2 separate regions of the Homo sapiens genome follow, and region 2 is linked to region 1. The links are chromatin loops, found by intact Hi-C in ENCODE. Cell type or tissue: heart right ventricle. All regions are shown on one strand. Each heading gives the region's core, and the rest is flanking DNA. Links, peaks and the distances in the headings are about the cores only. Region 1 has its middle 22 kb from the start of SFMBT2. Region 2 has its middle 12 kb from the start of LINC02642.

Region 1 (14,756 bases), core at 1-8,000:
CCAGGGACTCCACGTTCTAACTGCTGCAAATTAGTAACCCACAGAATGCCACACCTAAGTATATCAATGTGCTCCATGTGTAATTACTAAGAATGTCTCATTTTCTGACCAGGTTAGAGAAGAGGGTCACCGCTATTTTGTTTTGTTTCCTTACGGCTGTAGTAGTGTGCTACTCCTGCCTTGGCCTCCCAAAGCTCTGGAATGACAGACTTGAGGCACTGTGCCCAGTCAGATTTTTTCTTTTAGTTGGAGGGCAAATGAGAAGGAGAAACTGCAAGGCTGGGGGCGGTGGCTCACACCTGTAACCCCAACACTTTGGGAGTCTGAGGCAGGAGGATCACTTCAGCCCAGGAGTTCAAGACCAACCTGGGCAACAGTTCTACAAAAAGTTTAAAGATGAGCCGAGTGTGGTGGCGTGCACCTGTAGTCCCAGCTGCTTGGTGAGGGGCTGAGGAGGGAGAATCACTTGAGCCCAGGAAGCTGAGGCTGCCGTGAGATGAGATTGCACCACTACACTCCAGCCTAGGTGACAGAGCAAGATCCTGTCTCAAAATAAGAAATAAAAATAAAGAAAAGGAAGAGGAGCTGATACACTGTTGGGTTAATAATTCCAGGGCTTAGACAAGGCTAGTTTGAGTATTTGATGAATAGATCTCCCCATCGGCAGAATCCTCGATATCTAAGAAGCGCCCCATGTTTTGTGAACATGGTCCTTCCTGGGGCTCCTGTGTTTGCCCAGTGGAGAGACAAAGGTCCACATATGACAAATTAACAAATAAAATTCAAACTTCCTTGGCTACTGTGATAGCCCTTGCCAACGTTTCAAGCCACAAAATGAGAAACACACACACACACACACACACACACACACCCCTTGCCAAGGCTTATAAAAACTGTGCAGTAGTTACATAAAGTTTCCAAGCAAGAAGTTACTTCATAAACCAAATTATTTGTGAGGCTTAAAAAAAAAACAACGAGAAAATATGTTTCTTGCTTGAACCAATTCCCATGTTAAACGTCTGCCTTCATCACTCATTTTTATTACCAGTCTAAACACAGACTGTTTCAATGGAGGCCATTTACAGCATACAATAAAACGGATTCATTACTCATTTTCCTCTTATTATCTTTCAATTGCTGTAGCTCTCAGCACTGCATACAGTGGACATTAGGTCCAAGTAGACAGTGCATTACACGATCTCAATTGATGGCAATCCCTAACACCCTTAAACACACAGACACGGGAGACGCTCTGTCCCTGATCCGTTCCCTTGCGCCGCTTTTTATCACACTCATTCTATTTTCGTCTCATTAAACTTCCTATTTTTCACAGGAAGTTCTCCCTCTCCTAGTCGATACCACGTCTCCCTCTCAGTCTGCACCCATCCCAGGCCCCATGCAGTTTGCTTAAGCCATTTCTTCTTAAAAAAAATGCACACACAAACACCCACCACATTACTCACGTAATTAAGTATAATTTCTCTAGCAACAAGCTGACAACAGCTATTAAAAGTGGAGTTGGAGATTGAATCTTGGCGCGGCCTGCAAGTGATAGTGTTCTGGATGACAGGCAATGGTTATGTCATGATCCGAACAGAGATAAGAGCCCCAAACGATGTGCTGGCTTTTATTGCATGGATTAGTACCTTCTCCCCAAACCACCTCCACCTTCCTCTGGGCTGATTCCGCTACATTCATCCGGGTGCTATTTTGATACTTCAATGTAGCTTGCTAAAATTGGAATTAATTAGCTGGGCTTGGAAGCGCAGGCCCATAATCCCAGCTACTCAGGAGGCTGAGGCAGAAGAATCACTTGAACCTGGGAGGCAGAGTTTGCAGTGAGCAGAGATCACACCACTGCATGCCAGCCGGGGTGACAGGGCAAGACTCGGTCTCAAAAAAATAATAATAATAATTTAAAATTGGAATTAATGAGGTTCAGAAAAATAGGGTCTGGAAAAAAAAGCCCAGTGGCTTTGGTAATTCGAGTTAATGCCCCTTTACTTATAGATAAAAATATTTGTTTTTATTGATAATAAACATATGGCAGCTTTCTCGATGAAGCTCTAAGTCATTTATAATCTCATGGTTCCTGTGGGCTTATTCCTGATCTAGTTAACTAAAACATAGGAGTCTTACACAAACCTGGGTTGGATTTGAATTCTCATCTACCACTCAGCATCTATGGGACCCTGAATAAGTCCTGCCACCTCTCTGTGCTTCTTTTCCCGGTCGGTCAAATGAGTATAATGATACCCCGTCTTTCAGGTTGTTGAGAGGAACAAAAAAAGATAATGTCCATAAAACACATACTTCAGTGCCCAGACTTTATTAGGTGCTTCATAAATATTAGCTATTGTGTCTGTTCACACTAGTTATTAGGTGGCTATGATGTGACAAGAGCTTTCATGTGGTGTCTTTGTGAATTCTCACAATACTGTATGGTTGGGATTATTATCCCCATGTTCCAAATGGGAAAACTCTTTAAGAAGTAAGTTTCTAGTATGTGTCCGCTGCAGATCTGTCCCGTCTCCAATGCCTTGGATCTTCTCAACGCAGTACTGTGCATGCAGGAACCCGAACCTTGGGTTTGGAAGGCATTGAAGTCTATGCTGTAAATAGCTGGTCCTACCCCAAGTTTTGGTCTGTGGTGGCCACGTCCAGGCATTCCTGAGCCACCTCCCAGTCAATGGTGGAGCAGGACTGTCCCAGAGATAGTCTGGAGCAATGGAAGGGGCTCATCCAAGTGGGAACTATGTATTAATGGTTAAAGCAATAGGAGACTTGGTGCAAGCTTCCAAGGGAAGTACTCTGAGGTCTTGGGTGATTTATAATATTGGGGGAGGCAGGGGAGGCATTAACAGCAGAAGGCACATACAATGACATTGATATAAATGATTGCATGTCAGAGAAAAAATACTGTCAGGGTCACCTTCAGTCATGCCACTTAATTCTGCTTTTTCATGATAGAAACTGAGCTTCAGAAAATGTGGCAGGGATTTAAAATGATTGAAACAGTCATTTCCTTAAAAGGTGGCTTCCTGTGTCAAAAATTAACCTAGCTTTGATTTCCACCCTTGAATAAATCTTTACAGATAAGACCACTCTCAAAAATTCAAAATGTGCACAAATGAACAGCGAGTCATTTTGAGTGGAAGGGACATCTGGCAGCATTTGGATTTAGAGCATCCCTCTAGAAATATCAGTGACTTAATGACTCATCATTTGAAAGCAATGCAGTTGGGTCAGATGGAGTTTTAGCAGCTTGTGTCAGCAACTGATCCTATTTTATAGGAAGTGGAAAGGGGAAAAAAGAGGAAGAAAAAGTGGAAGAAAGAGTTGGGAGAGTCTACTATAAAAATCCAGGCTACATTCCTTTGCGTTATCAAATTCTGTAGTCTGCCTTGCCTACCAACATCGCCTTAAGCTACTGCACTAGTCCTAGCAATAGCAAAACTTGTTCTGCCCTTGTTTCTCTCCCTTTTTTTTTTTTTTTTTGAGATGGAGTCTCGCTTTGTTGCCCAGGTTTGAGTGCAGTAGTGTGATCTTGGCTCACCGCAACTTCCGCCTCCTGGGTTCAAGTGATTCTCCTGCCTCAGCCTCCTGAGTAGCTGAGATTACAGACACACACCACCATGTCCAGCCAATTTTTGTATTTTTAGTAGAGAGGGGGTTTCACCATGTTGGTCAGGCTGGTCTTGAACTACTGACCTCGTGATCTGCCCGCCTCGGCCTCCCAAAGTGCCAGGATTACAGGCTTCAGCCACCGCGCCAGGCTATTTCTCTTCTTAGGCTCATCTTTCGGAGCATGTCTTACTGCATGGATTTGACATATGTGTTTGTCTTCTCAGCTATACAATGAACTCTTCTCAGATTGCTCCACTCATCCTTCTTTCATCTCAAACTCCATCTTGATATCACCTGCTGCCCTCCCCCACCCCCCTCCATCTGGTCCACCCTGTCTCCTCAGTGGGAGCTGCCCTGCAAGGCCCACTGCTGCTTGCCCGTTCTCAGCCTCCAGAATGACCAAGATGACACCTCTACAGCTCAGCAGGGAAAGTGAAACTCAGAGGCAAAAATGAAAAAAAAAAAGAAAGAAAGAAAGAAAGAAAGTTGCCAAGGCCACATAGCTAGTTTTGGAGCCAGAATGCAAATCTTGAATTCATGTGTTCGGATTAGTTAGCTAGCTAATTAACATATAAATAAAAGCCTTTCTGATTCCAAAACTCATGCTTTTAAAATTATATCCCACAGAGCACAGAAAACATATACTAGTTGAATCCTCCCATGGTAATTCTAACCGAAGGTTTCCTCCTCCAACTCTTCCTCTAGGCTTAGGGCCATGGTAGGTGCCAACAGAAGTAGCTGATGAGAATGTGATTGCAATTAGTGGTGGCTATTATGAGTTCCAGTTTAACGGAGAAAACACTTCTATTGGCAAATATATAATGGATTGAAATATACCAACAATAAAGAATAGGGAAGAGGGCTGGGTGCAGTGGCTCATGGCTGTAATCTCAACACTTTGGGAGGCTGAGACAGGCAGATCATCTGAGGTCAGATGCTCAAGACCAGCCTGGCCAACGTGGCAAAACCCTGTCTCTACTAAAAATAGAAAAATTACCCGGGCATGGTGGCACACACCTGTAATCCCAACTACTTGGAAGGCTAAGGTGCAAGAATGGCTTGAACCCAGGAGATGGAGGTTGCAATTAGCCGAGATCATGCCACTGCATTCCAGCCTGGGCAACAGAACAAGAACCTGTCTCAAAAAAAAAAAAAAAAAAAAAAAATAGGTCTGACTTTCAATTTTCCTTAAATCAAAAATCTATGAAGTTGAATATCTAACAAGAAACAATGTTAATCCCTTTATCCATTATTCTTATTTCCCCAACTCGAAAACCCATATTTTCATTTTCAAGTTCAATGGAGGCCCTCACATTGAGCCAATTCCCTTGATCCTTTGATTCAACCAGCCATTCTCTCTGAAGAATGGGAGGTGCCAGGGTGGTATCAGTACAGTCACTAAATATTAGATGTTCTGCACAGAGTGTTATAGGACTGGTATGGTTCGGGGAGGATTGTTCGTCAGGCTGGCTCCTGCCTTTTTTGGGTATCCTGTTTGTTACTTAGCCTTTTCTCTTACCCACTCCTCAGTGCCAGCCTTCCTACCTGGGTTCCCCAGGAGTGGAGCATGCGGGTAGGAGAGTGCCAGTCTGCATTCACAAAGAAGAGGGCTTTGCCAACCTGAAGACACCAGCTCATCTGATGGTGCCTTTTCCTAGCTGTGTGGCCTTAAGTGAATTACTAAACCTCACTCACTCTTTGTGTCTTCAACTGTAAAAATGCCGATAATAACTACCTCCCACGGTTTGGGGGGGAATTCAATAAAAGAGTGCTTGTAAAAACTCCTGGCTTTCACAAACAGACAAGGAAAATGTAGTAGATTTTTAACACATTTGCTTCCTACTTTCTTTCTTTCAAAGTCCAACATAGCAAGAGATGCAAATGTTTTCTAATCCCAAAATGAAAACGTATGTTAGAGGTCGGGTGCGGTGGCTCACGCCTGTAATCCCAGCACCTTAGGAGGCTGAGGCGGGCGGATCACTTGGGGTCAGGGGTTCGAGATCAGCCTGGCCAACATGGCAAAACCCCATCTCTACTACAAATACAAAAATTATTTGGGCGTGGTGGCGGGTGCCTGTAATCCCAGCTACCCGGGAGGCTGAGGTAGAAGAATCGCTTGAACCCTGGGAGATGGAGGTTGCAGTGAGCTCCAGCCTGGGCAACAGAGTGAGACTCAGTCTCAAAAAAAAAAAAAAAAAAAAAAAGGAAAAAAAAGAAAAGAAAACACATGCTCACACAGCGGCATGCAGATATAATCTCATGTCCTGGCTAGCCCAGTATCTTTTAATAATATATTTTATGCCTAACTCAGCAAGGGAGACTTGGAGAGTGAATCAATTTCTCTTTATGATACCTTACCAAAGGAGTCTGTTGAAAATAGGTTAATAGATTTTCCCGAGTGTAACCAGAATGTGGAAACAAAACCGGACTGTTACGAAGAAAAATGAAGATTAAAAACAGCCAGATTCCTACCTGCCTTCAGGATTTCAAACTTTATTAACCAAACCGTTTTCTTAATTGCATACCTCGTTAGAGAACTGTAGGAGTTATTTATAAAACACTTAGGTCTGTTTTTTAATATGGCGTGGATACGTCTGCAACATGCCTATCTGTGTGCACGTTTTCACGGGATCTGCTGGTCACTTCAACAAGGAAGGCGTTTGTTCTCTTCTTTTCAAATGCAAATATCTGCAGCGGCTTCTCATGTGCTTCCCTCGTGGAGCACGGCTGCTCTCTCTTTGTTTATGCTAATGTAATAAACTGTCCCTAGGGAGTTCTGGCTAAACATAATATTAAATAGTCAGCAACATAATCAATTATTTTACCAGCAGGAATGGCTTGTTTACTTAATCTCTCTTTTAAAAACAGTCATTTCGAAAAAGGCATTTAATACCTTACTTATTTTGACAGCGTCAGGAAACTCCATTGTTAAACAGAAGCATGTTAAATCAAACAGACCTACATACAAGATACGTCAGCTGGATTGACTTTTACAGCATAAAGCTGTAAAAACATTTTATAGGAGGGAAAACCATAGAACAGCCCTGGAAGCGACACTGTGTGGACAAAAGCTCAACCCAGATGAATCAAAGACAGAATCGGACATTAAATACCCAATTTCATTTTAATGCACTATTTTTATAGGACAGGAGTACTTGGAAATGAAACGCTAATGATGGGAAAGAGTATTAAGAATTAATGAATATAGGGAAAAGATGAAAAGCCAGAGATTCTGAATCAGTAAATGTATCGGTTGATTGATTTTGACAGGTGCCGTTTAGTTTTAATGATTTCAAATAACACTTCGTAGTAGGATACTAAAAATCCTGCTGTGTGAGGATGTGTGCATGGTAATAAATCTTGGCAATATGAGTTTCACTATAAATCGTAGGGGCCACATCTTCCTTAAGAGTAAGTCGTTCTTCAGATTTGTAGATCAGCGAACTGAAACTACAGAGGTCTCTCAACTCCTTGATTTAATTTCTTGATCATCATTATTTAGCTCGCATTTAGAATACAATTTCTTTCTGAAGAGAGCACTGAGGACTTTATCTTCTGGATAATATTTCAACCTCTGGTCCCATTTTTTTTAATGTGACTTCGATATGTCAGTTAGCTTTTTGCCTCAGTTTCCCAAGGATGCAAAATAGGGAGAAGAATTTCCTGGTGAAAGAAATAATTAACATATGCAAAGAACTTTACGATCTCCTTATGCAAGAACTCTTCATGAGGGAAAATGTTATGCGTTATGCTGTATGAGATAAAAGAGAAATGATTGAAGATTTCAAACACTGTGGAAGTTATTGAAGAATACAAAAAACATGCCAGAGGGAGATAATTATCTTCAGAAAGACATATATCACCAGACAGGCTATAATACAGTGATGGAAGAAAGATTAAAAGGGAATTCGATGAAGCCTTCGGGGATTTGGGTCCCATGTCATCAGCAAGACTCCTGGGGGACTTCTACTGTAAAACTCTAAATCAAATGTGATCCAGAAGAGTGAATAAAATATCAGTAAATCGAAATCTAAAACGTGAGGCTAGCCAGGTGCGGTGGCTCACACCTGTAATTCCAGCACTTTGGGAGCGATCCAGGCATGCGGATCGCTTGAGCTCAGAAGTTCAAGACCAGCCTGGACAACATGGTGAAACACTGTCTCAACAACAAAAAAATACAAAATAGCCAGGTGTGGGGGCGAATGCCCGTGGTCCCAGCTACTTAGGAGGCTGAGGCGGGAGGATCCCTTGAGCCTGGGAGGTTGAGGCTGCAGTGAGCCATGATTGTGTCACTGCACACTAGCCTGGGAGACAGAACAAGACCCTGTCTCTATAAAAAATAAATAAAAATAAATTTAAAGCATAAAATGTAAAGCCTCTAGCCATCTCCCCAAACCTTTTCATGGCTTCTGTTTTCTTTGGGCCTCTAATGCCTCTTCTATGTGCCATAATTGGTACTTAATTATTGACTCAGACACCTTTTCCCATCCTTCCTTACAGATTCGAATGGCCAGACAATTGAGGAAGGTACGTCGAATTCCTCTCTCCATCACTCTGTCCCTCTTTGGTAATAGATAGAAGTTCTATCTTTTCACTTTACTTAGTGTGTGGGAACCACTCTTGCTCACAAGATGACTTGGTGTTTCATAAATATACAACCCACTCTATGCAGAAAGCATCACACTTTCATCGAGTATTGGGCAGTATAATGTTTCATGTTGTTGAGAAATAACAGAAGCCAAAAGGTTCTTTCTGAAGAGGACCCCGAGAGCTCTGCTCCTGGGTGCGAATTCCAGCTCTATGGCTCCTTCCCCAGATGGCGTCAACAGATCCTCTTACGTAGACTTGCACAGCGACCCACTTGGGAGGCTCGTGTTTGAGTGGATCCGTGTGGTCCAGGAAATGCCTCAGGCTTTCCACTTTTTTCCAGTAATGCTGATCATTTTCTAGTTATAGGAAATTAGAAATTCTCAAATAATAAGTCACTCGAGCAAGAAAAAATATTCTTTTGAATAAATCCTGGATGAGGATCACTGATTTTAGAAACTTGAAACTCACGGCCACTTCAAGAGATAAACACTGAATGTGTAGTCGGGGCGGCAATGTGAGTGGCAGTGCTGGGTACACACTAAGAGCTCAAAAAACACTGCACAGAGAGGAATGCGTTGAAAGAGAGAGACCCATACATACTGTTACATGATACGGGCAAATCCAACAAGATTCTCTTATGCAATCCGGATAAGAATTCAGGTTACCAGAGTTGGATCTCAACCACCATTACTAAAAATTCAACCTTGATACAAGGTAACAAATATCACATTTTTCAGGCTGAGTATTGTATACAATTGTGCTCTCTAAGCATACAGGGAGCTATGTCCATTTTTCTTTTCTTTTCTTTTCTTTTTTTTTTTTTTTTGAGACGGAGTCTCGCTCTGTCGCCCAGGCTGGACTGCAGTGGCGCGATCTCGGCTCACTGCAAGCTCCGCCTCCCGGGTTCACGCCATTCTCCTGCCTCAGCCTCCTGAGTAGCTGGGACTACAGGCGCCGGCCACCGCGCCCGGCTAATTTTTTTGTGTTTTTAGTAGAGACGGGGTTTCACCGTGTTAGGCAGGATGGTCTCGATCTCCTGACCTCGTGATCCACCCGCCTCGGCCTCCCAAAGTGCTGGGATTACAGGCGTGAGCCACCGTGCTCGGCCGCTATGTCCATTTCTCAATTTGCTTTTAAATATAAATTAATCATTAACCCCTCCCAAGGCATTAGAAGTGAGACAAACCCTGTTTAAAAACTCTCCAATTACCTTCTCTCCCATGGATGGAAATATGCATGCTGCTGCTTCCAAAAGGAAAAAAAGAATTCTTCTAATAAATACCTGGCTGATTTGCAACTGTTTGGAACATCAATTGAGAAATTGAAATGATGGATAATCATAATGTAGAGCGAAGCTGGTCCATTTAACATTCATCTTTTTAGAAGAGAATTACATTTTCAATACGGCAGTAATTATCATAACATGGAGAAGACAGCCTAAAAATTTTTTTTTTCCTGCAGTTGCACTGGAGAATTGGAGGAAAAAAGTTGATATTAGGAAAATTACCCTTACTAAGGGAATACATTTTCCCAAGAAATAGTGAGGGTCTGTGGGGATAAGCATGGCTGGACATTAATTAATTATGGACTTCAGTTGGTTATGCAGAAACTGAAGTTATTCCCCATTTCCGTATCATTGTAATCCCCACTTACAGCCACGCACATTACTAACACACACAACGATCAGTGTAAAACAACATGTAAAACAATTTTGTATTTGTCCCATCCTAGTTTCCCATTTGGATTTTAGTCTTGTCTGTATCAAGAATTCGCCATGTGGCCGTGGTGGCTCACGCCTGTAATCCCAGCACTTTGGGAGGCTGAGGCAGGTGGATCACCTGAGGTCAGGAGTTCGAGACCAGCCTGACCAACATGGCAAAACCCCATCTCTACTAACGATACAAAAATTAGCAGGGCATGGTGGCCTGCGCCTGTAGTCCCACCTACTCGGAAGGCTGAGGCGGGGCAATCGCTTGTACCTGAGAGGCAGAGGTTGCAGTGAGCCGAGATGGCACCACAGCACTCCAGCCTGGATGACAGAGCAAGACTCCGTCTCAAAAAAAAAAAAAAAAAAAACAACAGAATTTGCCATGTGAGCTTAGCTCCTTTACTGCACTCAGTGTTTTCATCATCGTTAAAGCAAGGAGATTAAAATAGATCAGTGTTTCTCAAACTTTCAGGTGCATTTGAACCATCTGGGGATCTCGCTAAAATGTGGGCTTGAATTCAGGGGGTCTCTGGGGTGGGGTGCAAGAGTCTGCATTTCCACCCAGCTCCAAAGTTATGCTAATGATGCCAGTCTGAGGGCCACATTTTGGGTCATAATGGGAATTCACAAGTTTCCTTTCATCTCTATGTTTCTTTAGATGACACAGGGATTCTTGTTTTTGTCATCATGTTGTTTGAATTGTTCATGGAGTTTAGCTCACTACTTCTCATCTTGCCTTCTCTTATCACCCTGCAAAGGCCCGCCTTAGGTTTTGCTTTTAATTGTTTATAGTGTGTGTTTGGCATCTCTATCAGATGCTGGACACAGTCCATTTTTCATGAAAGCCACAAGCTTGGAAAATAATACATTCAACTCACCCAAGTTGCAGGCCACAGACCAAGGCATTTATCCAATTGCCTCACGCTCCAGCCACATTCCCTGTGATACCTTTCCATGTTCTTTGAGTACTTGATTAACAGTCATGAAATGAAAAATATTCACTGTGTTTCCTTTCTGTCACTTGGACTGTAGTTGTCGCCTGCCAGTGAGGCAGCTTTTGAAAGTTTTCAGGTGAAAGAGTGTGGCCATAGCAGGGCTGAGATTCAGAGCTCTCAGTTCCACTGGTGATGCAAGACCATTCTCTTAGGCACAACGATAGCCATGTGCCTTATTAAAGCAGTGGGTCTATTTTTATCTATACGCCATAAAACACTTTCAGATGCCTAGTTGAAAGGTACTGGGTTACTAACATAGGGCTAGGCTGCCTGGACCTGGGACCCAGCTTAGTTCTCTCCCCCATGGGATGATCTTGGGCAAATTACTAGGGTGGTGCAAAAGGAATTGCAGTTTTTGCAAAAAAGAAAAAAAAAAAGGCAAAAACTGCAACTACTTTTGCACCAACCTAATGCTTATTCTCTCTGTGCCTTGGTTTCCTTATCTGTGAAATAGGAACATTTTTCACAGGACTGTTAAGAAGATTAAGTGGGTTAATTCCCGTCAAGTACTGAGAAGTATACTTAGCGCACAGTGAGTGCGATACAGGCATCGGCTAACGTTGCGATTCAAGATCCAACTATTAAATCTTGTTTCAGACCATATCACTTACTTTTCCATGCAGCAAGTATATATTTCCTGCTTGCTGTGTACAAATTATTATTTAACAGTTACTTAAATCTTGATAAATTGTAAATATTAGAAATTAAAATCTTATAACTATTGTATTATATGTAGGCAGTATGGAGGACATAAAATTGTGTTGCACCTCAAAAAATGTGCAGTCTGGCCGGGTGCGGTGGCTCACACCTGTAATTCTAGCACTTTGGGAGGCCCAGGCAGGTGGATCAGTTGAGGTCAAGAGTTCGAGACCAGCCTAGCCAACATGGTGAAACCCTGTCTCCACTAAAAGTACAAAAATTAGCTGGGTGTGGTAGTGCATGCCTGTAATCCCAGCTACTGGGGAGGTTGAGGCAGGAGGATTGCTCAAACCCAGGAGGTGGAGGTTGCAGTGAGCAGAGATCACATCACTGCCCTCTAGCCTGGGCAACAAAGCCAGACTGTGACTCAAAAAAAAAAAAAAAAAAAAAAAAAAAAAAAAAAAAAAAAAAAAAAAGTGCAGTCTGCTAGGCGCCGTGGCTCATGCCTGTAATCCCAGCAGCACTTTGGGAGGCCAAGGCAGGCAGATCACCTGAGGTCAGGAGTTTGAGACCAACCTGGCCAACATGATGAAACCCCGTCTCTGCTAAAAATACAAAAAATTAGCAGGGGGTGGTGGCTCACGCCTGTGAGCTACTCGAGAAGCTAGAAGCCAGGCAGGAGAATCGCTTGAACCCGGGAGGTGGAGGTTGCAGTGAGCAAGATGGCACCACTGCACTCCAGCCTGGGCAACAGAGTGAGACCCTGTCTCACAAAAAAAAAAAAAAAAAAAGTACAGTTCAGGCCATGTAATTCCAGCTACTAGGGCAGCTGAGGCAGGAGGGTTGCTTGAACCCAGGAATTTAAGACCAGCCTAGGCAACAGAGTGAGACCCTGTCTCTTAAAAAGAAAATTGTAGTCTTATGGGGAAGAAAAACATGTACTTAAATATATGTAATATAATAATAATAAAGAAGGGCTATTACCTACTAAGGAGTTAAGTAACACATTTGGTATTTCCTGCCCACTGCTCTATCGCAAAACAAAAAAGAAAATCCAAGTCGTCGTATTATTGTTTCAGTCCTTCCATTTTATTTAACACCTAAAGACTTAATTTTAATCTTGCAGAAATTATTTTTTCAAAATGGAACTACTATTATTGTTTTTCTGATTATAAAAGCAATATACGGATAAGCATAAACTATCTCAGGAAGATTAGGGAAGACAGAAGTAACAGTGATTACCTTCTGGAAGGCACTACAGGAAAAGGGAGCCTTAATTATTATTGTTTACTCTTTTGTATGCTTCCAATTTTGTACCATATGCAGGTATTGTCTACTAAAAATAAATATTTTTTTAATTAACAGAGGTATGTTTGTTATGTGACACATGGTATGAAAATTATAAAGTAGAAAGTAATATTACTTATACTACTACCACGTACTTAGCGTTTTCACATCTGTGATTCCAGGCATATATAAATGCATTTTTTTACAAAGACAAGATCATGGTATACAAAATGTTTTAAAAATGCTTTTCAGGTCAAAAAAATACATATCTACAACATCATTCGTAATGATGCCCATATTATGTCCTATTGTGTGCAGGTACTTTAGTTGATTTAATCAACCCTGTCTAGGTGAGTATTTTCAACAGTTCTGTGATGAAAACCCTTATTCGTGCATATTTATGTAATTGTCTTGTTATTTTCTTAGACAATACTTACAGAAGTTCAATATCTGGGCAACGGATATGCTTACAAAGTTGAAATTTAAAAAAGGCATAGAATGACTAAAGAAATGAGTCATTTCTCCCCAGGTGTCCCTCCATGGAACAGAGGTGCATTGTGGTTTATATGTAGGAACTAAAGGGATAATATCTCTTGTCTCCCGTGGCTGGAAGGGATGAGGGTTGTTTACCTCCAGCATCATCTATAGATTGCCAGGTAGGAACATGGTGGAAGGGATGAGATTGGGTCTTGGAGATAAACTATGGTTGATGCTCCCGGTTGAATTTCATTTTTGTGTCTCTGCTTTCTGGAAGGAAATCCCTTACTCCACTCTTGAAGCTTTGAGTTATTTCTGAGAATGGACTCATGCGCTGCTAATGTTGATGTCATAGTTAATGTTTTCCTTAATGGCAAGGGGGTAGGTAGAATTGGAAGGGGATCAGAATAGCTCTGTAGATCTCTGAGCCTGGATGACACTTAGCATCTAAGTAGGAGAGTGAAATAGAAATTATTAGATTTATAAGGCCTAATGGCAACTTTAGTTTTTTTCTGTCTCTTTTTTAATACAAAGAAATTTGGAGTGCAAGAGGTTCAATCCTTCATTCAAGCTTATAGAGCCGATGAAAGGCTGAACAGGAAGCGAATGCAAACCTAAATTGTGGTTCAGCATTACCTGCATGACACCATGTAAACCCAATTGTGTAGAATTACTGTACGCGATCATGGAGAATTACTAAAGACTAGACATTAACTAGCAGAATTTACATGATCACATTTTACTAATCTATGTAGTAGTCATCTTTAGTGTAGTCAATGCTCCTGTTTCTCTCTACTTACAATGACCTATAAAATAAGAGTAGGAACATGGCTTACATTTCAACCATCTTGAGATGTAGATCAAGCTACTTACATCTGAGTTGGATGGGAAGCTGGTTTCTTGCTATTTACGTTGGTCAGTTTTTCATTTAGGATCTTGCTTTTACTGAACGGGGCAACAAGTGAAAGTTGAGTGTCTCCTGCTGCTGAGCTCTGGTCTTCCAATAGAGCAGAGTTACTGGGAAGGTTTGAGCTGACATCCAGCAGTGACCCTTAACTCCTGGAGGTTCCTGCATGTGTCAGTCCTAATGGAATTCACTGGGTTTTTAAAGGATCCACTCTCTACAAGTGCGGGTTTATAAATGTGGGATTATAATCAGAGGACTATTAAGGTAACTAATGAGGCAAGGCTTGGATCATGCCTGCAATCTACTTGGAAATCTATTTTTAAAAAATTTGAGAGCAAAAAGTCCTTCAAAACACTTTTTTTTTCTTTTTTTGGAAGCATAGAAAGTCAAGGGAAAAAGGAAGACAATTTGCAACTCTGGCCTCAAATCCTTTTTGGAACCATGGCAAGGATCAAACAAATGAGGTTGTTTTTTCATAAGGCAAAGTGTTTCACTGCAAGACATCTCTCCGTTTCTCCCATGCTTA
Region 2 (14,838 bases), core at 1-8,000, 52 kb before region 1:
GAGACCAGGAAATGTAATGTTTAGCACCCAGGTAAAAAGAAGTTTGGTCTTTAAGGAGGGGGGAGTGGATGGGTATTAGGTAATAAATGACAGTCTCTACTGCAAGGTTTTTTTTTTTTCTTTTTTTCTTTTCTTCCTTGTCCTTCTGTCTTTAGAGTCTAGGCCTCTTGTTGTGCCCTCTAACTTCCAATCCCACCCCACTCATGGAAGAAATAACTTACAATAGCTTTCTAATTGGCTAGATAGAGAGAGAGAGAGAGAGACAAAGAGAGAAAGATTAGATAGACAGAGAGACAGATACATAGAAATAGGTAGATTGATTGATTATAAGGAATATCCAATATTGTCCATGTGATCATGGAGGCTGAGAAGGCTTGTAATCTGCCATCTGCATCTTGGAGACTCAAGAAAGCCCATGGTGTAATTCATTCCAAGTCTGAAGGCCTGAGAAGCAGGGGAGCCAGTGGTGTAAATTCCAGTCTAAAATAAGCAGAAGAGAAGATGAGGTATCCCAGCTCAAGCAATGAGGCAGAAAAAAGGAGGTAAATTCCTCCTTCCTCTGCCTTTTTGTTCTATTCAGGCCCTCCACAGATTGAATGGGGCCCACAACACTGGGGAGGGCCATCTGCTTTACTCAGTTCCCCCATTCAAAGGCTAATCTCATCTGGAAATATTCTTACAGACACACCCAGAAACAGTGCTTAACCTGGGCACCCCACAGCCCAGGCAAGTTGACACATGAAATTAACCATCACGCCTCTCCCATGAAAGTCACATTCCCTCAACAAAGCAGGTCCTAGACGTTCAGATGTGGGTGGAGATTGAACAAACCCTTCCGGAGTGCACACTGTGTCCTGAGCACTACGCAAGACACTTCTGCGTCCCTTGTTCTCAGGGATACGGTCGACATATTGTGAGAGAATCCAGCTCCCCAGACGTGATATTACTCTAAATAGGCTGTGTCTTATTCATCTTTTTTCTTGGCACATAGTGGCCACTTATGAAGGCGGATGTCAGGAACTCTTACACATCCTCCTTCTTGCTCTTTTTCTCTCACTCTGCTCTTTCTCCTCCTTAGGAGCAGGGGAAAATGGAACTGAAGTGGGCCTGACTAAGCATTTCAACTTTCCAACCTGTTGTTAATATTTTCGTACAGGTTTTGGTATCTCTGTCTCTCAGCAGCAACCAGAGCCCAACACAAATGTGCAAATAGATAAAGTTAGTCTTTATTTCCCTTGGGGTTTCCCCTGCTGCTCCCTCTTTCCTGATGCAGAGGGCTGGCTAAGTGCTGGGATGTGTGGTGGAGACGTTGCTGATCAGGGCCTTTTTTTTCTCTTGAGACAGAGTCTCGCTCTGCTGCCCAGGCTGGAGTGCACTGGTACGATCTCAGCTCACTGCAATCTCCACCTCCCAGGTTCAAGCGATTCTCCTGCCTCAGCCTCCCACGTAGCTGGGATTACAGGTGCATGCCACCACGCCTAGCTAATTTTTGTATTTTAGTAGAGATGGAGTTTCACCATATTGACCAGGTTGGTCTTGAACTCCTGACCTCAAGTGATCTGCCTGCCTCAGCCTCCCAAAGTGCTGGGATTACAGGTGTGAGCCACCATGCCCAGACTGAGCAGTCTTTGTTCTCTCTACTCTCTCCATATGCCTGGCTCATGGTGAACATGCCTGGGTCAGAGGTCAGGGATGCCAACTTCACCAAAAGCAGAGGTGTATGTAAAGCTATTTCATATGGTACACCAAGTGGAGTTTATGAACTAAGGTCTCTCAGCCTCTCCCTGGGATCCAATCTTGTTGTTAGAAGTAGAAATCTAATTTTAGTTGGATTACTACCATGACAACATTTCTCTGCTTTAAACTATTCAAGCTTCAGGCAAGATAGTGTTGCTGACACTTTTCCCTATAACTTCCCCAAAATTACATATTTCTGCAAGTGAATGCATAATTTTCACTGCTTTTTTTTTTCAAAATTTTGAATCCCCCACAAGAATAATTAGAAATAATCATATGGTAGATCCTTGTTTTTGCAAGCAGTAATAGTACATACCTAAGTAAGAAAAAAGGATATAAAAGAAAAAAAAAAGGGAAAGACAAGCAATTATGAGGCTGTGTAGATTTAGCTCAGCATTTTTGTTAACAGGTCTGTATATTAAATTGAGCCTTTACCAAAAAAATATGGACATGTATTTTTTTAAACTTACAATGTAGAGAGTAAACATTGCAGAAATGATTAACACTTCAAATGATCTATGTGCTAATAATTTTGAGTTATTTTCTAACATATAAAATGTATAAGAGCCCCAAGACCATAGAGAAGGGTTTTCTAATGCCCACAGTTAAAAGTCCTTAATGCCAATGTGTTGCTTCAAAATGGCCTTTCTTGTTTACCACCTATAAGGTTGGGTGGAAGAGAACATCCTTCAGAAAATTTCTGTGTGCAGTTTCTCTCTGAGGTTGTCAAACCCTCCCAACTCTACCCCATCCCCCCAAAACCCCAGGTGATTTTAGGGTTTACCCTATCTTGCTCCTGTGATGCCATAGGCCCTTCTGCCACGAGGCAAAACCTCCCCTCCCATAGAAAGAGACACACTGGCGAGGGGAGTCAGGAAATTTGAGTTCTAACACCTGCTAATTACCTACACCTTTATGCCCAAGGTGTCTATAAAATGAGGAAATTGGAACAGATGATTTCTCAGGTCCTTTCTAGCTCGGTGATTCAGACTCTACTCTCTCCTATCTGAAATTCTGCAATGAGAATGTTCCGTCTTTGCCTTAACATAAATGTCCACGAAGGGATAGCATATTAATGCATATTTAGGAGTTTATATTTTAGTGTGAATTGTTTTGAGAATTATGATCAAGCTGTAAAACCCTAATTTCAGCCTTATTGCCGCTAATATAGGTAAGTTTACAAAGACTTACTGATTGTGTCTTGTTTTTCTTTTAATCTTTTACAAAGTGAGGATTCTCTTTCAAACTGTTGCTTGGATGGCTTGCATAGCTCCCTGCAGCCTAATTGCTTCAGAAACAGTGAAGTCTAATTACAAACCCTTCCGTGTTTTCTCTGATTTTAGTCTTCGTTCCTGTGTAGATTGATTTCAAAGTATGCCTTTGAAGATTAATCTCTTCCACTGAGCCCCAGTTAGGAAACAAGATTATAGCAATGGCAGCCAAAGTAACAGCTGGTTTTTTTGTTTGTTTGTATTTTGTTTTTTTTTTTTTGATTCACAAGTTGCTATACATTGTACTTTTTAATGGAAAAATCTCTGTATTTGAGCTCTTGTTATATTTTCTGTGGTATCTCAAAAATTCTCTTGGATATAAGCCATCTGGATTTTTCTGCAGTCCTCTCAAGTTTCAAAATAGTGATACTTAGAACGTATTTTGCAGGGTTTCTATCGGTCAAGGGCATGCAGTTCTGAAAATCTTGTGCTGTGAGGTCAGACAGGACCGTTGGCCATCTGCCAATTGACTTGCATTGTTTACCTTTTTAACTCACAACCCTGGAAACGCTGTTGGTGTCCCCCCGGCCTTCACTGGTTTTCTGAGTATCTGCCCCTTTGCCTGCTTGAAGTGCTTAGTCCTGGCTAGTGAAGCCTTTAGGAGTTCCCAATTTCTTGCTTCACAGGTTACTAAAAATGAAGACATATCTGTTAAGTGTTGCTCAAGAGACCAAAACATAATCCTAGGACAGGATGTCTGGAAAGGATGTCTTGCCTGTCACGCAGCATAATACATGGTAACAAGTACTGGCTTTGGAATTAAACTTCTATCCTTTCATTGCTAAATGGCTTTGGGAAAGTCACATTCCCATTTTGTACTTCAGTTTCTTCTTTTGTAAAAAGGTCATGCAAATATCTATCTTGCAGGTTTGTTGTGATACTTAGAGATTGTCTGTGAAGTGCCAAAATATGTGTGTGTGTGTGTATATATATATATATATATTTTTTTTTTTTTTTAAAGTCAACCTTTGGAAATTGCCCTCTGTTGTCGGATACTTTAGTTGTTTTCGGTGACTCCTTATTATAAATAATGTTAAACTATCTTATGAGAAAGGTTCTTCTACGCAAAGGCACCAGGGTCACCTAAGGTCCTGTCTGCTCAGGGCCCCTCAGAATGTCCCTGTCTACAGTAATCAGGAGAGTGTTTCTCCTTTGGTTACAGTGTGCAGGAATGAAGGGAAAAAGACTGGTAAACATATTAGGGGACATTCCAGTTGCATGAAAGGCATAAGTCCAGAGTCTTTTCATGCAACATGAAACCTTCATGCTGTGGCTAGGGTCCACTCTATAAAGAATATCTTTGCTCTTGCAATTTTCCATTGTGCAACAAGGACATGACTTTAATCAGACCATAAACCTCTTATTTCATGCTAGTCTGTGTCTTTTTATTGGTCTTAGTGTCCTCGTTTGTAGTTGTGCAGAGCTGTCATTTATCCCTTGAAAGGGAATTTCATAAGACATGTGATCCAGTGCACAGCTGTGTCAGTCCCATGAGAGGTGAATAAACTCGACAGGATGATAGTGGAGGAAGATCCAGGATGGTAGGTGTGCAGTGACCCTTGAGCAAACAAATAGCACAAAACAAAACCTGGCACCTATTAACTCCAGGGAAAACAAAAAGCTGTGCAGGGAAGGAAAAGTAATCATAGTTTACTACTCATATCAGCAACAAATGGCATTTACACAGTCACAAGAAGGTAAACAAATCTAAACAAAATTATGGTATAACTACATTGGGAAGATAAGGAACCAGGAAGTGTGTGTGTGTGTGTGTGTGTGTGTGTGTGTGTGTGTGTCTGTGTGTGTGGTGAGAGAAGAAGGTGAGAAAGAATATTATATACTGAATTTCTAGAGTTAGAAACCAAGACAGCAAAATCTGAAAAGTCAAGAAGCAGTAGTATAAACATTTTACTAGAAATGTAAAACTAATTCCAAAAGAAATAGCTGAAAAGAATTGAAAGTAGTTGCTTCCAATAAGTAGGATGCTCTAAATTATTTGCATGTATAATTTTAATAAAAATTAAAATGACAGGAAAAAAGGAACCAAGGAAGAAATATCAATTATAATACTTCTCAAGTAAATGTCCTTTAAAAAATGAAATTCTTCCTTTAAAAATGAAGTTGCATTTTACTTATGTGACATGAATTTCCTTTCCCTGTAAAACAATGACTCTCAATAGGAAAGGACTTCCTAACCCTAAAAATAACACAACTAAGTCAAAATGTAATAAACCGTGATGCACACTCATAGCTTTCATTTTTTAATTAATTTACATACAATAAAAGGTATCCATTTAAATGACATTTTGATTTGTATCTGTGCAATCTCAGCCACAATTAATATATAAATGATGGGGTGCTCCCTCCAGCAGCACATATACTAAAATTGCAGAGATACAGGGAAGATTAGCATGACTACCGTGCAAGGATGACTTGCAAATTCATGATGCGTTCCGTATTTTTAGTAACTCAGCAACGGAAAGTCAGATACTGCATGTTCTCACTAAACAATAGGTACACATGGACAGACAGAGTGAAGAATAGACATTGGAAACTCCAAAAAGTGGGAAGTTGGGAGGGGCGTGAGGGATGAGAAATAACCTATTGGGTACAATTTATACCGTTCAGGTGATGGTTACGCTAAAAGCACAGACTTCACCACTATGCAGTCTATCCAAGTAACTAAAATGCATTTGTACCCGCTAAATCCATAAAAATAAAATAAAGGTGTAGATGATGGCGCATTTCCACCATCGCAAGTTCCTTTCACCCTGTCTCTAGGGATGCCCATTCCCAGCCCCGGGCAGCCCTTCCTCACTTTCTGTTTCTTTAGATTCGATGTGCCTTTTCTAGAGTTTCACAGACATGAGCTAGAATGCCTAGGATGGACTCTTTTGTGTTGGGATTCTTTCCAATGCATCTGAGTTTCATCCCAATTCCTGTGTGTGGCGTACCGTTCCTTTTATTACCGATTAGTAACCTATTAGGTGCGTTTGCCATCATTTGTTTGTCTAGGATAGAACGCTTTGGCAAACCTTTGGATAGCTGAATTTTTAAAAAGATTTCTAAAGTCTTTTGACTACGAGCTCTTCCCCCTACCAGGCAAACTCTCTGATGGTCAATTATCAGAAAGGAGCCGGTGACTGACAGCGGAGTCTGCTGCTTCCGGGTAACCCAGCTTGGTTGCTTAGCAACAAACAGAAGAAGTGTATTAGTTTAGTGGATTCTGAACAAAAAGGTAATCATCTTTTATCCCCAGATAGACAGGAGACGATGTTATTCCGAGTGAAGTGGGGGAAAAATAAAAACCGTAAAAATGGAAAGAAAACACATCTTGTAAATAACCACGATGACGCCTTCCGTAGGCACACCAAGTGTGCTGTGAAGACCAAGAAATCCCTGTTTAGACAAAATACCATGGTGTTAGGTGCTGCTGTGCAAAATAGTTTAAAATTTGCAAATAACTGATACCAGACATTAATAACTCATGACAGAGATAAAGAGAAACAGGTTAACCTTCATTAGCATGAATTCTGCAAAGGATCCATCTGAGATGAGGAAGAAACCTCGTCCCCTCTCCATGCCCCTTCAGAATGGAAGGCTAGAACTCCGGTAGATGTTATTCTTCCTCTCGCTGAATTGAGTAATTGTTTTCCGTAGTAAATGTGATTGACTTGTGTTTGTTCACTGGATTCCTTAATCTCAAAAAGAATGGCATCCATTTTGCAGGCAATGATGCTGACGGAAGTTATTTTTTTTTTTTTAAACTTCCTCGGGAGTTTTGCCAACTTGCGATGGCTACTTCCTTCTCATTATCGGCACCTCCTTCCCAGCACCCAACAATATCATCTAGCAGAAATAGCTCTGCTAAGAATCACTGATTTAACGAGTAGACTGTCCTTCAGCCATTGAATGCGAAGTGTTTAATAATCAATCAGAGATCGGGTTCACTTAGGTTTACGGGGTTGAAAGGGAGACAAAAACCCTTCACCATCACTTCTCAGCCAGTCCTGGAGCCGCTCTCCACTTCCCTCCTGATGACAGGTTTCTGGGTTTAAATCATGCCCCCAGGGAATGGATGTGAAACTGTGGTCCTGCAGTTTGCTGTCAGTGCCTGGGTATCCTGTAAAAGACAGCTTTGCAGTTTCATTTATTGGAGGGGCAAAGTTGACTGCCAAATAATTGGGTTGAGACTCCCCCAACTCCCCCTTACTTTTCTTGGGATTGTAGGGACCACTTCTCCCCATAAACATATTAAATTGCAGCCTTCCAGAGGAAAGAGATAGAGGAACACATCTTTCAGAGCTGCTATTTTTTTAAATTTATTTTCAGACTAATTAAAAATGTTCTGGTCTTTTCTGGTTTTGAATTGTAAAGACGTGCGCTTGTCCTCTGCATTGTGTGTGTGTGAGAGCACACCGAGACAGAGGAACAGGAAGGCAGAGTCTGCAAAAAACCTTGCAAAACCAAAACACATCCTGGGGCCCCACACAATTAGTGAAAATCTTGCTGCTACTGTAGAGCCGAGGTGTAAAAACTTTGAGCTGCTAAGTGCTTGCAGCATTGTGCTCTCTGCTTGTGACATTTTGTGGCCGTGGTTTCTGCTCAGGTGAGATTTATCAGTTCAAAGAATAGACTCAATGGAAAAGTACGGCTTTGCACATAAACAGACTGTCGTTCACAACCACCACGTTGACGGCAGTTTACTGAAATTAATTCTCCTTTGAGTTAAAAGACTTAAAGCTCCCAAAGAATGTGTCCATGTTTATATATTTTAAAATATATAAAAGAAAAGCCAAATCACTTACCACTTAATTTCTAAGTTAGTGTTTCTGAGGGATGGAAAAAAAATAACTAAAAGTTTTGGACCAGAGAATTTTTTTTTAATTTTTTATTTATTTTATTTTATTTTTTTAAATTCAGATTTGGGGTCAGCAGTGGCACTGAGGTTTTGGTTGGATTCCATCTCATCCTTTTTTTCTCTGAGTTTTGTTTTCTTTTTTCCTCTCTGCTATAACTCTCTGGTGAAATGGCAAGGAACTAACAGTGATAAGAAAAAGTGAGAAACAGATCCGTGTAGCAGTAATGACGGAAACTAAAAAGCGACTGCACCCCTGAGACATACGCCAATTACAACACAGAGAAATACGATGCCATGACATCTGTTGGGCCTGTTGTTTACCAAGTCGAGGTGGCAAATATTTGTTGGGCATCTCCTATGCGTAATGCATCCTAGACGCCTATTCACGGACCTCAAGACATTTCTAGTAGAGATAACTTATTCTGAACAGCAATTCTCAAAAAACTTCAAGGATCCTCCAAGAAGAGTTATTTGAGTCAGAGGGTATCAGGGAACCAACAGGGCGTGAATGAGATGCGTGGGGAGTGGCTCAGGTCAGGGCCTGGGGATGACATGGGGCAGGAGAGCCATCCTTTTCAGAGTGGTCACTAGAAAGGTTTCATCATGGTTGTGAGGATTTGCTGCCACACTAGGAGGAGACTAGTCCAGGGCCCATGGCTCTGCCATCATGGAGTGTCTGGTCTGGGATGTGGATGAACCGTAGACATTGTTCCTGATGGTTACGAAGACAGAGATTGGGGGTTGAGGAAAGAGCGTGGAGGTAAAACAAATAGTTGCTAGTAGAGAATATGGGAACGCAGCAGGCTATATGCAGGGGAGTGTTGAGACCTCACCCCACCTGTTCAGAGTGGAGTTGAGCAGTGAGTGGGTAACGGGCCGATGAAGGCTGGTCAGGGTGTCCTTGTACACAGGGGCTGGGCTCTGACCAGGTGGTGTGAAAGCCAATAACTGTCATGTACTCGAAATGTCAGCCTCGGCCGAGCCCACCTAAGGTGCTCAGACATTTCCAAAGCATTTTCTGTGGGCTGCACCGGACCGGCTTCAAGTCTCCACAACCCCGACCACACTGGGGCAGAGATATCTTCCAGTGCAATCTGAGGCCTGAGACAGAAAGTGGCTTCTTGAGCTCACAGATGGCTAAGATTGGAGCCAGGACTCTCCAGCCCAGATATTTTAACTCTCCCTCCACCCTGCCCAGCAGTCCCCACAGTCTCAGAACTTCTCACCATCCACAGATATGCAAAAGCACCTTCCAAAACCAACCCCGGGGAAGATCTGACTCTGGATTTGGCGAAACAACCTTGAGATGTTGGGAAGTTCAGGGTTTCTCCACCTCGGCACTATTGGCGCTTGGGGCTGGATGATTCTCTGTTGCAGGGGGCTTTTCTGCTACCCACTAGATGCCAGTGGCACACCCCTTCCCCCGAGCTGTGACAACCCAAATTACTTCCAGACATTGCGAACAATCTCCCAAGGAGGCAAAATCACCCGTGGTTGGAAACCACTGCTGTGGTGTGTCTGTAAATATGGTGGTGTTTGTCCCCACCCTGTGTGACAGGTGTCCCCAAGGCCAGGATGAAGCTGCTGAGGCCAGGGTGAGCTAAGAGGGGGTGAGAAGAAGCAGCCTGAGTCTGGTGTCACACAGGACTGAGGAAGTCCAAAGAACAGGCTTTTTGTCCTGGTCCTGATGGCCATGGAAAAAAAATCACTTGATCTGTCCCACCATGCTGTTCCTCACGTCTATTGCATTGAGATAACTTCTATTTTATTGATTGTAGATATGGGGTCTTGCTCTGTTGCCTAGGCTGGTCTCAAACTTCTAGCCTCAAGTGATCCTCCCTCCTCAGCCTCCTAAAGTGCTGGGATTACAGGTGTGAGCCACAGAGCCTGCCTGAATTGAGATCAGTATTTTTTTTTTTTTTTTGAGATGGAGTTTTGCTCTTGTTGTCCAAGCTGGAGTCAATGGCGTGATCTCGGCTCACTACAACCTCCACTTCCCAGGTTCAAGGAATTCTCCTGCTTCAACCTCCTGAGTAGCTGGGATTACAGGTACACGCCACCATGTCCGGCTAATTTTTTGTATTTTTAGTAGAAATGGGGTTTCACCATGTTAGCCAGGATGGTCTCTATCTCCTGACCTCAGGTGATCCACCCGCCTCAGCCTCCCAAAGTGCTGGGATTACAGGCGTGAGCCACCGTGTCCAGCCGAGATCAGTTTTAATTCTCACATTCTACTGCAAAGGTAAAATGGTCTTGGGCTGCAGTTCTCTGTTTTGAGACACCAGACAGGTGAAAAGGCAGTAAAGTCCCTGGACTCTCATCACCAGTTGGCTGGAGACCCAGGGTATGAGCCCAGAAGGAAGGAATAACAGCAGAGGCTGGAAAGTGAGCCAGTGAGTGGGGCTGTGTATGTCAGAGCTTCCTGCCATCTCTCCTCTTCTTCCTCTTCATCCCCTTTCCTTCCCTTTCCCTCTTCTTTCATTCATTAACTGGTGAGACAACCAGCCAGCATTGCCGAGAGAAACAGGGAGACTGTGACGATCCACAGGGTGCGGTATCATGTTTGTATTCCACATAGTCAGTATGATTCAAAGATCCAAAAGTTTGACCCAGCATGTTGGACAGGCACATACACAACATACATGCATGCACACGCGTATATTTCTAGTAATTATCCACAGGAAGTAGTGAGTCCACAATGCCAAGAATTTCTCCTTTTCAGTGGCTATTTGTGATGAGAAGCAATGTGCATTCCACTGCATTCTAGCATCAGATTATGGGAGGGGAATGTGGTCATCGAAGGCATGTCCTCTTTCCTATAAAGATTTCATTCAAATAGAGTTCTGCATCTGATAGTAAAAACAAACAAACAAACAAACAAACAAAAAAACAGAGGACAATTTCTTCGCCAATGAAAATGGCCCCCTATGAAGGCATAGGAGCCTATTTCAAATAAGGATTAGGAAAAATTCAACAAGGGAAATGATGCTTTGAGTATGTTAACTTGCAAAAGGAAGAACCCTATTTCCTCTTTTCTAAGAGGAAGACAACTACTTTTGCTTTGATCAGAGTGCCGCTTGAGTGGCCAGAACTGACAAGGTTGGCAGAAGCGATGAGCTGAGAATTAAGGGCAGCGTCTGGGCCTGTGGGAGGTGCCATATGTGGGCTCACATCCACTGAACCTTGATCTCCTTTGCACACCTCCATGTAATTTATAAATCAGCAGTATTCACTCTGCCAAGAGGAAGTCTACAAAAAAGAGATGTGCTTGGCGCTCCTGGAAATGCTTTTACTTTGGGGAAAAAGCAGAGTGTACACTTTGAATGGAAATAAGCAGGCTGAAGCCACAGAGGCCATTTATATGCAGCACCGGGATGCAGACAGGAGAGCGGAGCCCTCCTTAAAGGCGCAGATCGCTGAGAAGGCTCATCTCTCTCCATGCTTAAGAGGCCTGACTAGGCTTGGGTCTTGTTTGATAACCAGGGCATAACATTTAAACATACTTACAAAAATTCTTCCATAAAATCAATTCATAAAAACTTCTAACTCTGAAGCAAAGTGTTAAAATAGGTACTGGGTTACCCGCAAGGATTGTTGTCAGAATAAAATGAAAGGACCTAAAAAGTTAGCATACCAGTTGAAGCCATTCTTACTAAGACATGCATTGTATGCTTGAATAGATAGAATTCAGAGCTAAAATCTAAACTTTGGCCGTCTGAACACTGCCCATCAGGATCAGCCACAAGAGCCCCCCCTCAATTACAAAGCTGGTCCTCACCACCTAGTTCATGTTGGATTTTGATCCTTCTCAGTGTCTTCACTTATTCTTGTTATTTCCAACATCATGTTTTCCAAATCCCAACTTCTTCCCTCACTGGCTGTGTGACCATGGGAAGTTACTAGACCTCTCTGAGCTTTTGTTTCCTCATCTGTAGAATGGGGTAACAGTACCACCTTCAGTTACAGAACACCCCACATCAGCTGGTTTGCAACATGCCCTTGATTTCCCCTGGTTTCTCTCTCGCCTTTTACTCCCATCCCCACCCTTTCCCATCCCGGGTCCCTGCTACATCTCATGACTGAACAACTCTTGCAACCCACGGGGCATAATTTTGCTCCTCTCTCTAGCCACAAGACAAAAAAAATGATAATAAGACTAATCATGTGAATTCGAGGCTCTATGCAGCGTCCATAGCCCACAATTCAGACTCTCCAGGGATGTTTCTGAATAGGAACCCCACAATTCGCCAGATGACAACACGTCACATCCAAATAACCCCTCTTCTTGCTTCGCCACACCAACAAATGGGGTCGTATAAATTTGGAGAGCTAGAGTAGATTTTCTCTCATCACTGCCTCTCTGCAGTTTTATCCACAGGAAAAAGAGAAACAGTTGAGTCTTGGCTACGTGAATTAATATCTCCTGTCTTATTTTTTTTCGTCGTACTTTTTTTTGTTTTCTTTCTTTTTCTTTATCGTTGTTTTTTTGTTTTGTTTTGTTTTTGTTTTTTAGACAGAGTCTCACTCTGTCACCCAGGCTGGAGTGCAGTGGCGTGATCTTGGCTCACTGCAACCTCTACCTCCTGGGTTTAAGCAAATCTCATGCCTAGGTCTCCTGAGTAGCTGGGATTACAGGTATGAGCCCCTATGCCCGGCTAATTTTTGTATTTTACTAAAAATAGTCAAGAGAGGGGGTTTTGTTATGTGGGCCAGGCTGGTCTCGAACTCCTGACCTCAGGTAATCCACCCAACTCGGCCTCCCAAAGTGTTGGGATTACAGGTGTGAGCCACTGCGCCTGGCCCTTGGTACTTTTTAATGACTTAAATAATATAGGCAAGTCTAAGGCAGGATGGAAATAGTTTTAAAACGAATTTTATTCTGAGATAAAACATCTGCTTTATTTTTTCTATAGGGAGAATGGTTTCATAATTGGTAACTTTCAGTATCGCTGAAATTTAAAGGTGGCTTGGTGATGGATTTGTCTTTATTTTAGTATGTGTTGCTTTCTGTCTCTATTTTATGTCTTTTAAGTATTTGATTTCTAAGTGCTATGGTATTTCATTTCCTTTTTAATGTGTCTTCTTAAAAATGAAAGTATATGATTATATAATCTTAGGCAGATGAACTACTTTCTAGTTATGACATCAAAGGACTAAAGTACAACAGAAAATATCTCAACACATGACTATACAAATATATTTTTAATGTCTATCAAATATTTCATATATAAAATTCAGAGGCACATAACTAGATAGGAGAAGATAAATTTCAAGTGTGTAGGAATCAAGTTTAATATCCTGTCAGGTGGTAGGGGCACACACCTGCAGTCCCAGCTACTCAGGAGGCTGAGATGGAAGGATTGCTTGAGCCCAGGAGCTTGAATCTGGCTTGGACAACATAGTGAGACATTGTCTTTGAGAAAAAACAAACCGAAAGCCAAAAGCAAAACCAAAGAGACAGAGAGAGAGAGAGAGACAGACAGACACAGAGAGAGAGAGAGAGCACTCACAAATCAAAAAGATATAAATGAGCATCTAAATAGAAGAAAATGAGTAAAAGACATGAATAAACATTTCGTATTGGAAGAAAATGAACTGAGCAATAAATAGAGGAAAGTATGTGCAATTCCAGGCATCAAAGAAATCTAAATTAATATGAGGAGACAACATTTTTAACTACTTTAATTGGCAGAATTGTTTCTTTTTTCAGTAGTCAACCTAATATTGGCGAGGATGCAGAAAACAGAAATGTTCAGACATCTCGCTACCGGGAATGAAATGCACAAATGATATTAATTTTCTTGACCCATAGTTTCTCATCTGATGCAATCCCATTTGATTGCATATTTGACCTTAAGGAAATATTTGCAAACGTTTAGTTGGAATGATAGTTATTATAGTGTTCTTTATTAAATAGAATAGTTAAGACATAGAAACATCTTAATATCTAACCAAAAAGGACTTGATTACATGAATTATGGTATATTTATACACTAGAAAACTAGGCAGCTATTAAAGTAACTATGATTTTCTTAGTCAGTGCTCTTCAGGTGAAATCGACTTGAATGAGTAAAGTAAGTAAAAACGCAAATTACTCAAAAGTCAAAACAAGCAAACTCATGAGGATGAGAAGTTCAGCCAGTGCACGTGGGGCGTGGAGCAGGTGTTAGGGCTGCCCACTGTCTCATCCATGAACACCTGTGGCATCTTGTCCCTGCCTCTCTCAACAGGTCTACTCTCATTTTCTGCTTCTCTTTTTAGATAATCTCACTTGGCCTACTCATGCTGTCTCCACTCCCTCATGAATTCCCTTTGCATGGAGCACATTCTTTGGATTTTAGCCGTGTCTGCCCGGACGCTGTTCAACTGTACAGCACACAGGCCTTCATCATGGTCTAAGGGACTCAGCCTTACAGGCCTGTCTCAGTAAGTTCTGGCTGCTATAACAAAATACCATAAACTGAAAGCTTATAAACAGCAGAAATTTATCTCTGACAGTTCTGGAGGCTGGGAAGTCCAAGACCAAGTTGCCAGCAAACTCAGTGTCTAGTGAGGGCCCACTTCCTCGTTAACAGGCACCCACCTTCTCACCGTTTCCTCACACGGTGAAAAGGGTGGGGAATCTCTTTGGGGCCTCTCTTATAAAGGCCCCAATCCCATTCATGAGGGCTCCACCCTCATGACCTAATCACCTCCCAAAAGCCTCACCTCCTAATACCATCCCACTGAGGGAATAGCTTTCAACTTATGAATTTAGGGAAACACAAACAGACCCTAGCAACAGACTAATTCCAAATTACTGGGAGAGAGATTCTGATTGACTCAATTTGAGTCTAATCCAGACCTGGTCCAATCACGGGTGTGGGGAAGGTATTTGGTGGGCATAAGTGAAGAGATGTTCTGAATTGGGATCACATGGTGCATAGGGTCAACTCTTCCAGTTAAATTCAGGGGAAAGGATAGAGTCTA

What was found. A loop is a pair of places that touch in the nucleus more often than their neighbours do. Peaks named below come from ENCODE experiments on the same cell type or tissue, not always from the same donor. Only the 100,000 strongest peaks of a DNase experiment are listed, where the experiment ranks them.
Region 2: a loop joins it to region 1, with 2.3 times the contacts of the local background. A loop is called at or near these places in 4 of 110 quality-filtered maps.

Annotation. Positions count from the first base shown.
Region 1 is chr10:7,425,175-7,439,930 of GRCh38, reverse strand. No RefSeq gene overlaps it. Among named protein-coding and RNA genes, the nearest start is that of SFMBT2, 22 kb to the right of the region's middle. In heart right ventricle, for the core only: no CTCF peak of the experiment used is centred there; no DNase peak of the experiment used is centred there; H3K27me3 peaks cover 3,097 bases.
Region 2 is chr10:7,477,336-7,492,173 of GRCh38, reverse strand. It overlaps the pseudogene RNU6-535P. Among named protein-coding and RNA genes, the nearest start is that of LINC02642, 12 kb to the right of the region's middle. RefSeq lists a silencer at 3,313-3,607 and an enhancer at 11,078-11,317. In heart right ventricle, for the core only: no CTCF peak of the experiment used is centred there; a DNase peak (open chromatin) is centred at 3,502; H3K4me3 peaks cover 675 bases; H3K27ac peaks cover 2,016 bases.